4 separate regions of the Homo sapiens genome follow, and all the other regions are linked to region 1. Evidence: chromatin contacts called from ENCODE Hi-C or POLR2A ChIA-PET data. All regions are on one chromosome and are shown on one strand. The core of a region is the stretch at or near the end of the contact, and the rest is flanking DNA. Distances in the headings are between cores, read along the strand shown.

Region 1 (2,931 bases), core at 189-2,688:
ATCATAGGCTGTTTAGGGTAAATGAGACAGAACCAGATCCCCAGGTGGACAAAGCTGGTAGGATCACGAAATTAAACCTCGGGCTGCGGATCCGGTCCTGGATCACTTCCAGGGGATGGCAGCAGCACCCGGCTCACCCAGGAGGCGCTACCCCCGAAGGTATCCAGTCCTCCTGACCCCAGGCAGCTTGGGTTTTGCCATCTGCTCGTTTACCCTTCAGCTGCCGACGCTCCCTGCTCAATCTCCATCCTGCCCCAGCCAAACGCCAGGCCTCACGCGCCTCCCTCTTCGCGGCGACCAGTCCCAAACCCACACCGGTGCGCATCGGCCCATGCAGGGGCAGCCCGTCCTGCCCTAACCCCGGCCCGCTACTCACGGTTCCAGTACACCGGGTAGCACTCTCCTTGGGTCACATCCACCTCGTAGAGGCCGCCCCGCACGCACACAGGCTCGATGTTCACAAGCTCCACCATCTCCGGCTCGTGCCCCGTCGTACTCTGGCAGAAGCCGCAGGCGCGGTCCTCATCGTCATCTTCTCCGGAACTGGAGGCTGGGCCCGTGGGGGAGCACACATGGTCGCCGTCCCGGTCCCCGCCCTGGGGCCGGGCACCCGTGGTCTGCAGCAGGGTCCGGAAGGCGAGCTCGATGCGGAGCGAGTCGTAGCCGATGAAGGGCTTCCAGGTCTTCTTGTCCTCCTTGTAGAACCAGCGTACCTCCTCCGGGCCCAGCTCCGTCACTACCTCATAGCGGTGCCGGGCCGCCGGGCCGCCAAGCCGGGTACGTTTCCTTTCCCCGGGGGACCCTCCTGTCGCGCCGCCGCCCCCCGAGTTCGTCGGGACCAGCGGAGGCTGCTGCGGCGGGTGCAGCGACAAGGAGCTGCCGCCGCCGCCGCTCTCACCCTCGCTGTAGTAGCGCAGCGAGGAGCCCGACTCGGCGGAGCTGAAGTCATAGTTCTCGTCACTGAGGCAGGGGTCCAGCGCGAGGTGGTGGTTGTGGTCGTCGGTGCCCGGCGCCAAATGCAGCCCGGGTTCCCCGCGCAGCAGGGCCAGGGGCACGTCGCCGTCGTCCGGGTCCCCGCCGGGCAGGTGCTCGAAGCAGCAGACGCCGCCGCCGAACGCTGGCCTCGCGTCTGAGCCCAGCTCCCAGGCGCCGCCGCCGCCGCCTCGGCCGTTATGCTCGGGGCTCCGTGGGGACCCGCGGCCCGGGTAATTCATGCTGTGGAGACGCCGCCGGCTGTCCGGCGGCGCGCGGAGCCGTGACCCCCAGCGCTTCCGCCACACATTCAACGCCGCCGCCCTCTCCACCCGAAGTTTCTAATCTTTCAAATCCCGACCCGAGCTGCGGCGGCAGCGGCGACCGCTCCGCCCCCACGAGACCCGCAGCCGCCGCAGCTGCGTTCTGCCGCCGGCCCCATTGTCACGCAGCCCGACGTAGGCGGTGCTTCGGCCCCCGCCCCGCCCCCCGGCCGCGTGCGCCGCCCCGGAAGCCCGGGCTGCACCGGCGCCGCGCGCGGGGTTCCCCCCTGCCCCTCTGGCTGGGAGGGCAGGGTGGTGTCAGGTCGCCCGCCGCTCTTGGGCCTCCTCGGCTCCCTTCCTCCTTCCTTGCGGTCTTCATGCACAGCTGCCTCGGTCCCCCGCTTCTGGAATTCACAGCCCAGATGTGGATAGGCTTTACCCCACTCATCCTTACAATGTGGGTCATGAGCCCAGAGCCTTAAGCTACGTGTTAGGAGGGCCCCAGGATGTAGGATTCAGCATTGCTCTTTTTGACCTTAGGCCCTACTGCGGCCTCGCCTGGACGTTTTGTCACCTGGCCCTGGTGCCTCCAGACAGAACCAGGACGCATAGGTGGGTGGATACGAGGGCACTCCACCCCACACCCATCACTCACCTTGGTGTCACCACTCCCACTGGGAAACTGGAATCTAAACCTTGCTTCATATGCCATCTCATATTATTACTTATCTTTTGATGCTTGGATTTCCTGTTTTCTCAACCTCATTGCTAGGCCCTTGATGGAAACCAAGTCCATGTCAGCCTCTCCCACACAGTGGGTGCGCAATCAGTCTTAGTTGATTATAATGATGTCAAGTCCAACCAGCTGTGGTAAAGAGTGTTCGATTGAGAGGTAGAAAACAACCAGGTTCTAGATTTAGCTTTGCTAACCATCCACAGGCAAATCACATAATCTTCCTGATCTTTTTGGTTTCCTCATCTGTAAAATTAAGATTCTTGGACCAGATGATATCTAAAGTTCCTTCTAGCAATGGAATTCTATGAACTTTAAGGTTTCTTCCAGATTTTTATGCATCTCTGATTCTGTAACTCATATTCTGGGATCAAGTTGAATACAGAGGCTCCCTTATGTGGGTCTTTTTTATTTAAAAAAAATTATTTTGTAAGCACATCACCCTATGTTGAGAATCCAGAGAAAAACCATCTCCAACCTCAGTGTTTTCATTTTAAGAATAGACAGTCTTCACTATTTCTTTTACTCTCTGGTGGAATCAGATTGGTAGGGCAATTTTTCTTGCTCCTGAGATGTAACCTGTCAGACATTATTACTCTGTCATTATTTAAATCAAGACTATCTGAAGTTTGTACAGGGCCTTTGTAGGAATTTGAAAAAAGGCATTGCTTCCTGTGGGCAGATACAGAGCGGTGTTGGAGTTGATGGCTTGTCAAGTAGAATACAGGCTGGATTTTCTGCCCCAATTAGTGCCCTTAGCTGGTTAACCTTGTGCAGTGAACAACCTATCCAACTGTATACTGCAGCTCTGACTGAAAGCATCTAAGATCAGGACCCTCTTTACCACTCAAAAAAAATTTCTGAGTGCCTGCTTCCCAGTTGCTCCTCCAGTATTTCTATTGACAATATGCAGCATATGATATTGGGTATGGGCTTTGGTCTGTTTACTAGCTGTAAAAGCAT
Region 2 (2,798 bases), core at 43-2,542, 2.3 Mb before region 1:
CTTCGGTAGCTACAGAAGCCTAGCCGCTGGAAGCTTCCTTCCCCGACACTCCATACCTCCATGCCACACCTTTTAGGCAATAACCAAATGTCATTTTGTTCTTTCCCCTTCTCCTGGGCATTATACTGGGAAACTGTTTACGCGCATCGACCCCGCACACCTCCAAAAATCTCCACTTTCCGGGCTCCAAGCAGCTCTCCGCTACTCAGACAGCCCAGGCTAACACCTCGGATTTCCCCATGCAGTTTCCTCTGCAGCGTCTCAATCACAAGGCTGTACGGGCGGCACATGCCAACGGAACCACCACCCCTTCTGCTCCCTCGGGGACTCAAGCCTGCTCTCGGTCAAAGCACAGAAGCGGCTTTCAGCTCCGGGCAGGCGGCCGGGGCGTCGGGGGTACTGGAAGTGCCCAAACCCAGCGGTGCTGCCGCGCGGGGAAGCGGAGGTGCGGCCGCAGGACAAGCGCGCCTCCCAAGTCCCTGGCCACCTGCGATGCGTCCTCAACTCGCCTGCCCATCGCCACTACCAGAAACCTCAGACAGCCCATTGTGTGGGCAGGCAGCGCGCTCCCCCGGCCCCGCCGCCCTCGCCTACCTTCTGTCGGTCTCTCCGGAGCGCCCGCACAGCCGGCAGCCCGCCTCCAGCGCTCTGCAAAGCGAAGGAGGACGCTTTGTTAGGGCTGGAGAAACGGGACAATACTTCGCAGCCGGCGCAGCGGTTCCGGGCGGGCGTCCTTCAAAAGGACGCGAATGGGGACCCGCGTGAGCGTCATTTCCATATGTAAGGGGCCAGCTCTTACAAAAGCGCGGCTCTCGGGGGCCGCGGGCTGCAGCGCGCATCCTCCCCGCCCCCGCCGGCCCGCCCCCGCCCGCGCAGCCCGCGCCTCCGGGACCGGCCCCTCCTCCCGCCTCCGAAGCAGCCCCGTCCCCGCCTCGTCCTCCCGCCCGGCCGCTGCTTCCTCCCGGCCCGCAGGGATTGCGCCCCGCTGGCCCCGGACCCCAAATGGGAAGCCCCCGAGTGATCCGGTGCCCAGTTCGCTCCGGGCTCTCAGGGCCTCGCCGACGGCGCGGGGGCAGCGCGAGGCCTCCGTGCACCCCCAGGCCGTGGGTCCGGGTCCCCGGGGTTGCGCCACTTACTGCGTCCCGGGGCTCAGGCGCCCGGCGCCGCCGCGGGAACCATGGCCGCTGGCGCACTCCGGGCTTGGCGGCGGCAGCGGGACGGCCGCGCCCAGCGCGCTCGGCTCCCGGCTCGGCCGCGGCCACCCGGAGCTCTGGACGCCGGGGAGGAAGGGCCGGGCCCGCGCGGGGAGGAGGAGTCAGGGCGACGCCGGCCCCGGCGCGGCTCCTCCTCTGCGGCCCGCGCGGCTCAGGCAGCGGAGGGAGGAGCGGGCGGCGCCGCCTGAGCCCTCGCAGACGCGCCCTCCCGCTCCGAGCGCCCGCCTCCGAGATCTGAAGTTAGAAACGCCGGGGCTCCGGGTGCGGGTGTAGGAGGCTGGCGCCCCGAGGTCGCCACCGAGCTGGGGCTGGCGCTGCCACCCTCGCCCCTTGCCTGTCCGCCTCCCTTTCTTTCCCAACACGCCTACACTCACCCGCACCGCGGACACTCGGGCCGCAGCGTCTTCGCGCAGAGGAAGGGCCCCCGCCTTCAGCAAGCGGGACTTTAAGGGGGTGATTTCCCAGCCCTCGGGTGTCGATTGGCCATCAACATTGGAAAGGGTGTTCAGGAGGCAGAAGGGCTGTAGAAGTGACTCGGAACCCTGTAGAGCGAGCGCGACCCTCCTGCCGGGTCTACACTGGCTTCCGCACCTGCCCACCACGTCCTCACAGGCTCCCGCCCCTGTGCAGCCTTCTCCGGGTGAAGCTAACCCTCGGTCGCAAGCCACACAGGACGAAAACTCCTTGGAGTTGGTGGTTCCCAGCCCAACAGTTGCTCGATATTAATCGCCTCCTACCTACTACCCCAGAGTCTGCGTTCTCACTCCCCCATCCCTACACTTCTGATCTCATTGCAGTCAAATAGGATCCCAAGTCCAGGCCATGGTTCTTTTTGAGCTGCAGGGTTAAATGTGTTGCCCTTGAAGGATCCGCCTGATGGATTACAACCCACAAGTCTGGTTATTTTAGCAGGAAACTGGTGATTCCTTTTCTACCGAGAAAGCAAGCAACAGACAAGAGGAAACCAGCATTCCTTGAGAATCCAGTGCGCTAGAAACTCGACAGAAATTATCTTATCTAATTCTCACATCACTCTTAGGAGGCAGACATTATTTTGCAGATGAGGAAAATGGATCTCCCAGAAGTCAAAGAGCTTCCTCAGGATCACACAGCAGGAACTCCACAGAACTGAGATTCAAAAGCAGATCACATATGTGGCAAAATTGCATAGAACTGAATATACACTCACAAATGAGAGCACGTGAAACTCATGAAATTTGAATAAGACATTTGGACTACACTAATGTCCATTTACTGATTGTAATATTGTTCTACAGTTATGCAAAATGTTACCATTGAGAAAAATTAAGTGAAGCGTCTATAGGGAATCTCTCTATTATTCCTTACAACTTCAAGCGAATTTACAGTTACCTCAAAAAATTTTTTTAAAAATTTTAAACATCTCAGTCTTATTCAAAAGCCCAGGCTCTCTTCTTTCAACACGGTATATAAGCGTGCCTGCAGAATAAGAGAGATTTATGCTCCTCTCTCCTTTTTAAACAGTCTTGAATAAGTACACATACACACACAAACACACACTCATACACTGTATGCATGGTTGTTCAGTCATCCAGTAATATGATA
Region 3 (2,754 bases), core at 1-2,500, 2.6 Mb before region 1:
AATCCCTGAAAGGAACCGCTAAAGTAAAACAAAACCCAGCAAGTTAATATCACATTTTTATCGCCAACCAAAAACAAACGATCAAACTTCCACCAGGAAAAGCATCTTTTTATATGGGATAATGCTTGCATAAATGTCACCAATATTAGTTTGCTTACAGTTAAAGCTCAGAGACAGGGTTTCATATGGCTTTTTTAGTCAAACTCATCCATTGAAACAAATTTTTTTAAAAAAATGCAAATGTCTGAATGTCAATATTCTTTCCTGTCTATCTTCCATGAAGCATTTTTCCATGCTAACACTAGAGCATCCTTCGGTGTAATTCCACAAGCAGATTCAAATTCCCTTCAATACCATAAATAAGCCCTATTAAAAAGCCTTTAAACCACAAAAAAAGTGCAACAGCGGTTTGCAACTGTGTGGTTAGTTCTGCCTGTTGGTAGCGATTAGAACAAGCCATGAGTCGAGGGTGCTCAGAACCGAGTAAAAGGGACCCCGGCCGCTTTCTCCCCAAGAGGCAACAATAAAAGCATCCTCCTCTCGCCCCAATACTTCGCAGGAAAGTGGCCCCATTCCCGGGACCCAGTCGACCGCAGGAAAAAAGCACGGCCAGCCTCACTTACCTTATAGACGTCCCCGTAGGTGCCGCTGCCGACCCTCTGGACGAGTTCGTAGTCCTGCTGCGGGTTCCGCCTCAGGATGTCCGCGGCAGGCCGCAGCGGGGCCTCCATCTTCACTTAGGGCCCGGCCCCCGCCAGCTCACCCCGCGGCTCCCGGATTCCCGCTAACAAGCACGAACGGCGCCGCTTCCCAACATGGAGCCTCCGCCCGCAGCTCCGTCTGCACGAGGGACGAGCAAAGGCTGGTTGGCGTCGCAGGCTACGACCCCCAGCGGCCCGCGCCCTCGCGGCCCGGCCCCTTCCCTTCCGTCCCGCCAGGGGCCGTGGAAGAGAAAGGGGCCTGGAAGGGCCCCCGGCGCCCCGTATCCCCGTTCGGTCTGCGGCCCTTCCCCCTCCCCGGCCGCCCGCGAACTGCCCGACGAGGCCTCCCCGCCAGCCGGGGCCCAGGGCCGGCTCCGTACCTAATGGGGGCGGCCCCGTCTTTGTTGAGCGCGGAGCCCGGGACCTACTTCCTAGACCGCACCCGCGTCCTCCTCCCGCGCGCCGGCCGGCAGCTCCGGGTTTGCCGTCGCCGCCGCCGCCACTCAGCCGCTGCACGGCGCGTCCTCTCGGGGGCGGCGGAGGCGCGTACAGTCGCCGCCGCCGCCGCCGCCGCACCACGTTCCCCACCCGGGGCTGCGTCACCGGGAGACACGTTCCCAGCCAGCATGGGTCGGCGCCCAGCGGCCCGCCCGAGCACTCCGGCCGCAGAACCAGAGTGCCGCCCTGAGGCCTGCTGAGAACACAACACCCTCCCGACCGCGCCACCGCGCCCCCCTAGCCGGGCGCGTCCTTGCAGGGCCTGGGCTGTCTCCCTCCCACTCTCAGAAATAAGGCACACGCCTGGGCATTCGTGGGCCAACGGGCCTTGGCTAAACCGTCCCCACATTTGTCAGGTAGGCCTGTAGGGTGACGGGTAGAGGAAGAAGGGCGATGGGAACGTAGCCCTCCAAGTTAAACACGGAAAAGGTACGTTAAGGGCACCGGGCCAGAAGTAACCTGGCAGCGGGGCGCCGGGGAAGGAGGTGGGGGAGTGCCAGGTTAACTAAGTCCCGGCACACCCTACTGCACCTTCCTGTTTTGCAAACCGATCCCGGTGGTACCAGTTTGAGGCTGCACTGCACACCTGCACAACCTGCCTTCTACTTAGTTCTTCTGAGACATTTCTGAAAGTCTGAATTCCTAGGACTGCTCAATGACCTTTGTCCCTGTTGGGCACACGCAGTGTCTCATCGCTGGTATTGCACCTTTAATGAGACCAGGAGTTCCGCAAAAGTAAAACAAAGGGGTCACAGACTGGTTCTGGTTCTACCACTTCCTCAGTATGTGCTCTGGGACAAAACAGCATATTTGGCAACATCTCGGTGTCCTTATCTGCAGCTTGAAGAGGGTAAGATTTTGCATCTGACACCCAGGAAAGTGTTTATAAAGCGTTTTACAGGATAGTAAGGGGGGTTATCGAATATAAGAGGTCTTAAAATACTTAACAATGCACAGCATATATGGAACAGGAGTTCGGGGAAGTAATTTGGCTGATATTTCACAAGCTGTTTTGCAGTTTCAGTTCCAGTCTTGCTCTGAAGGTAGAAATTAAGTTGCCAGTGTTACATTATACTGGCTAAGTTATTTCTAGAGCCTCATAGAGAATTTGAACAGAAAAGCCAGATAACACTCAGCCACTGCATTTAGTGACTGAAACATCATAAAAGAGCAAGTTGGAGATGTTGGCTTGTGGCTTTGAACATCCAATTTTTAATTCTGCTCTTGAGAATTAAAATACTCCTTATTGTTGATAATTGTATAATGTATAATAAGGAGTAATTGACAATACTCCTTATTGTTGATAATTGTATAATGTAGAAATTAAATTCGCACCTTAACAGGACAGGGCATATATGTATTTTCTTGTGCTCCACACACAAAGGGCACTTATTTGGGGAACATAAGTAAGCCCAGACTTACATGCTCCATGGACAAAGCCTATGTGTTTGCTGCATTGAAAAAATTGTTGAAGAACAGTTCCTTCTTTCAAAGATTCTTGGCACTTGTTTTGGTGGGCACATACTTTTGGCTTCGATGACTCAAAATCTCTTCA
Region 4 (2,745 bases), core at 68-2,567, 2.5 Mb before region 1:
TAAGTCACAAGGTTACTACCAGCTTCCAAGAAGGAAACTTAAGCAAAGGGCCCAGGGCGCAGTAAGAGCACCAAAATACCAGCTCCATGCCTCACAAATGTCCTGAACACACAAGAATTAAAAATTCAAGAGATTCAACTCAAAAATCAAATACTTACATTAAGAAGAAAAGCAGCGGGGGACCGGAGGTGGGGATTGGGAGTGGGATCTACCCTATTAAAAAAAAAAACTTTTCGAGGGGGGGGTTCTCTAATACGATAGAAATTATTTTGAGTTGCCTTCTTGGAATCTCACGAATATAGCCAAATACAAAGGCTTTTGGCTCTCTGCTCTGCTGTGTAAGAGTGATGAGGCTTTGGGTGGCGGCTACAAGAACGACGGTATGCTTTTCACCTTCTCAAGTCTGCATCCGGCAGCAGGACTAAGGAATTCTGCCCCAGAGTTCGCACAACTTGCAGCACAGTCGAGAGACACCCGCAATGTTTGCAAACATGACGCACATCTCGACGCATCTAAAAGAGTAAAAAGTGTCCCTGTCTAATTACTTTTACTCCTATAGCATTAGGTGATAAGCAATTTAAATGTTTCCTACTCTCTCTTCCAGTAATCAAAACCAACAACTCTGCCTGGTGGGGCGAGGAAGTCTGTTATTTTTAGGGGGTGCTCTTGGGGGGGTTAGGCGCGGGGGGGACTAACCCAAGTTTCTTACTCTTATGGGCTTTCAATCAACGAATACCACTTCAGACACAAGAAAATCTCAAAACCAGTATTTCACGCGACCAAGGACGAAGGAGAAGCCCTGGAGACCCGCCGGCGCCCCCGCCAGGGTCCCCGGAGCACCTGGCCGCCTGGGCCAGGTGTGGGCACGCCCCGCCTGACACTCACTCCGAAGCAGAGGCGACGTCTCCTTCTTCACGTACTTCCCCTGCACCTCGGCCGGCTTGGACACTTCGTTTTTGGTTTTCTTTCGGGACAGCATCCTTCTCGACGAGGCCCGAGGCCGCGCTGAACTGCCTCCCTAGGGCTCCGCGCCGGGCGCCGGCCGTCTCCGCCGCCACCTCCGCCGGCGCCGCCGCCTCCTTCCCTCCCGAGCCGCCGCCTCCGCCGCCGCCTGTCCGGAGCCCGGGGTCGCCCGCAGGGACTGCCGCATGTTCAGGGCGCTAAGCGCGCCGGCCGCCGCTCAGTCGCTGGTCAGTTCCTTCCCGGAAGTCGGCCCGCTCTGCGACGCTGCTCGGGGACGCCGTGAGGAAAGCCCAGCGACGCCGGGCCAGGGCCAGGGCCATGGTCCGCCGCGGGCCGCCGAATAACCGCTACCACTACCGCCGCCGCCGCCTACATCCCGTAAACTTTCCCCGCGGCCGCTGGGAATTCTGGGAAGCTCGACGCAGCGCGGGCCGCCGCTGCCCCTCCCCCACCGCGGCTCCAGGCGCGGCTCCGGCGGCGGGACTCGGGTGCCGGCGCTCTAGGCTACCGGGCCGTCCCCGCCGAGCTGCGGCTGTCCTCACTCATCCTCAGCGAGAAGCAGGTCCTGCCGACTGAGAAGATGAAGGACGAAACCTGCCCCGCTGAGTGCGGGAGTTCGTCGCATGCGCATGTCGTGGAACCTACTCTCCACGAGTTTTTATTGTTGTTGCTTTTGTACCCCCTCGGGATCCCTAGCGGAGGCAGTGACTCTCTTTCCCCCCAAGACGTTGTTCCCTGTTTGAAGGTGTTCTTCCTAATGTTTCCTAGGCTGCTGAATTCAGCTCTCTAAAAAATGCGGAATGCTAACCATGACTCCCAGGCAAGTGCTACACCAAAGCATCTATTCTGCTGGAAACGTTCATGCTGATTAACTAGAAATAAGTTGATCCTCTACTGAGTATCAGGGAGTGCGTTTTTCTATAACAGGAAAAAACGGAAGAATGCAAGATGGAATTTCCAGTACCTCTTTTTAAGATACAATTGGTGTTAGCATATTACAATTATTTTATTGCATCATCACTATCATTAGTATGATTAATAGCCACATATTTCCTCCTGACGTTATGTGTTATGATCTTAGAATTTTGAAGACTTTGACCACTGCGAGTCGGGACCGGGAATTTTCTATCTAAAATAATAGACTCTACTTCCTTCTATATAACTTAGCAAGACTGCCAAATGTACAGGATAACATTTGGAAAATAAGATTGGATTCATCCCCTAGTGACCAAATTAATGCTTTAATAATGAGGAATGCTTTCCCTGAGATCTAAAACATCTCACAAGAGATCTAAGACATATATCACAATTAACAAAAGACATGGAATTTTTTACCACGTAAGATTAAGAAGATGGTCAAATGTTTTACCATGAGCAAACAAAGGAGACATTTGATCTAGTGTCTGTCTCCATATGTTCCCTTGGTGCAGATCTCCCACAATTCATTCATTAACCAGGAAATACTCATTACCCACTGCGCTAGTCGTTTGTGATAGAGCAATAAGCAAAACAGACAAAAATCCCTACTGTCATGGGAAAGAGAAAAAAATGACAAAAAATAAGCAAAACATACTATGTTAGATAGTGATAAGTGATGAAGTGAAAATAAGAGAGGACTCACAATTTTTGAGAGGGTAATAGAGGGACCAGAGAAGGCTCATGAGGAGGTGACATTGGAGTTAAGTGACAGAGTGAGGAAATTGGCCATGCAGCTAACTGGAGGAACAATATTCCAGGCAGAAAGAACAGCAAGTGCAAAGTCGCTGCAAGTGGCCATGTTCC

What was found. Hi-C counts contacts between places; a loop is a spot of excess contacts on that map. ChIA-PET counts read pairs that join two places held with the same protein, here RNA polymerase II (POLR2A). Pooled maps may share reads with other maps.
Region 2: a loop to region 1 is called in a pooled map, with 7 times the contacts of the local background. The contact joins the promoter of NIN here to the promoter of DDHD1 in region 1. A Hi-C loop is called at or near these places in 1 of 37 single-sample maps with no recorded cell type and 7 of 50 pooled maps. POLR2A ChIA-PET finds 5 or more read pairs at or near these places in 1 of 52 experiments (activated CD4-positive, alpha-beta T cell).
Region 3: a loop to region 1 is called in a map of naive thymus-derived CD4-positive, alpha-beta T cell, with 7 times the contacts of the local background. The contact joins the promoter of MAP4K5 here to the promoter of DDHD1 in region 1. A Hi-C loop is called at or near these places in 1 of 168 maps with a recorded cell type or tissue (naive thymus-derived CD4-positive, alpha-beta T cell), 1 of 37 single-sample maps with no recorded cell type and 4 of 50 pooled maps.
Region 4: a pooled map shows a loop between it and region 1 (3-fold over the local background). The contact joins the promoter of SAV1 here to the promoter of DDHD1 in region 1. A Hi-C loop is called at or near these places in 2 of 50 pooled maps. POLR2A ChIA-PET finds 5 or more read pairs at or near these places in 2 of 52 experiments (activated T-cell and activated naive CD4-positive, alpha-beta T cell).

Annotation. Positions count from the first base shown.
Region 1 is chr14:53,151,885-53,154,815 of GRCh38, forward strand. DDHD1 (DDHD domain containing 1) reads right to left here and starts at 1,439. Exons shown (of 13, transcript NM_001160148.2): 1 at 377-1,439. The coding sequence starts at 1,214. DDHD1-DT (DDHD1 divergent transcript) reads left to right here and starts at 1,470. Exons shown (of 3, transcript NR_110062.1): 1 at 1,470-1,847. RefSeq lists enhancers at 195-244, 265-464 and a silencer at 1,285-1,614.
Region 2 is chr14:50,829,870-50,832,667 of GRCh38, forward strand. It overlaps NIN (ninein), which reads right to left and starts at 1,293. Exons shown (of 31, transcript NM_020921.4): 1 at 1,137-1,293; 2 at 595-648. RefSeq lists an enhancer at 1-24 and silencers at 595-714, 735-784, 855-1,134, 1,185-1,634.
Region 3 is chr14:50,531,319-50,534,072 of GRCh38, forward strand. It overlaps MAP4K5 (mitogen-activated protein kinase kinase kinase kinase 5), which reads right to left and starts at 1,251. Exons shown (of 33, transcript NM_006575.6): 1 at 1,130-1,251; 2 at 624-840. The coding sequence starts at 731. It also overlaps a transcript of ATL1 not described here. RefSeq lists a silencer at 945-1,574.
Region 4 is chr14:50,666,989-50,669,733 of GRCh38, forward strand. SAV1 (salvador family WW domain containing protein 1) reads right to left here and starts at 1,318. Exons shown (of 5, transcript NM_021818.4): 1 at 886-1,318. The coding sequence starts at 979. RefSeq lists an enhancer at 316-385 and silencers at 746-875, 986-1,555.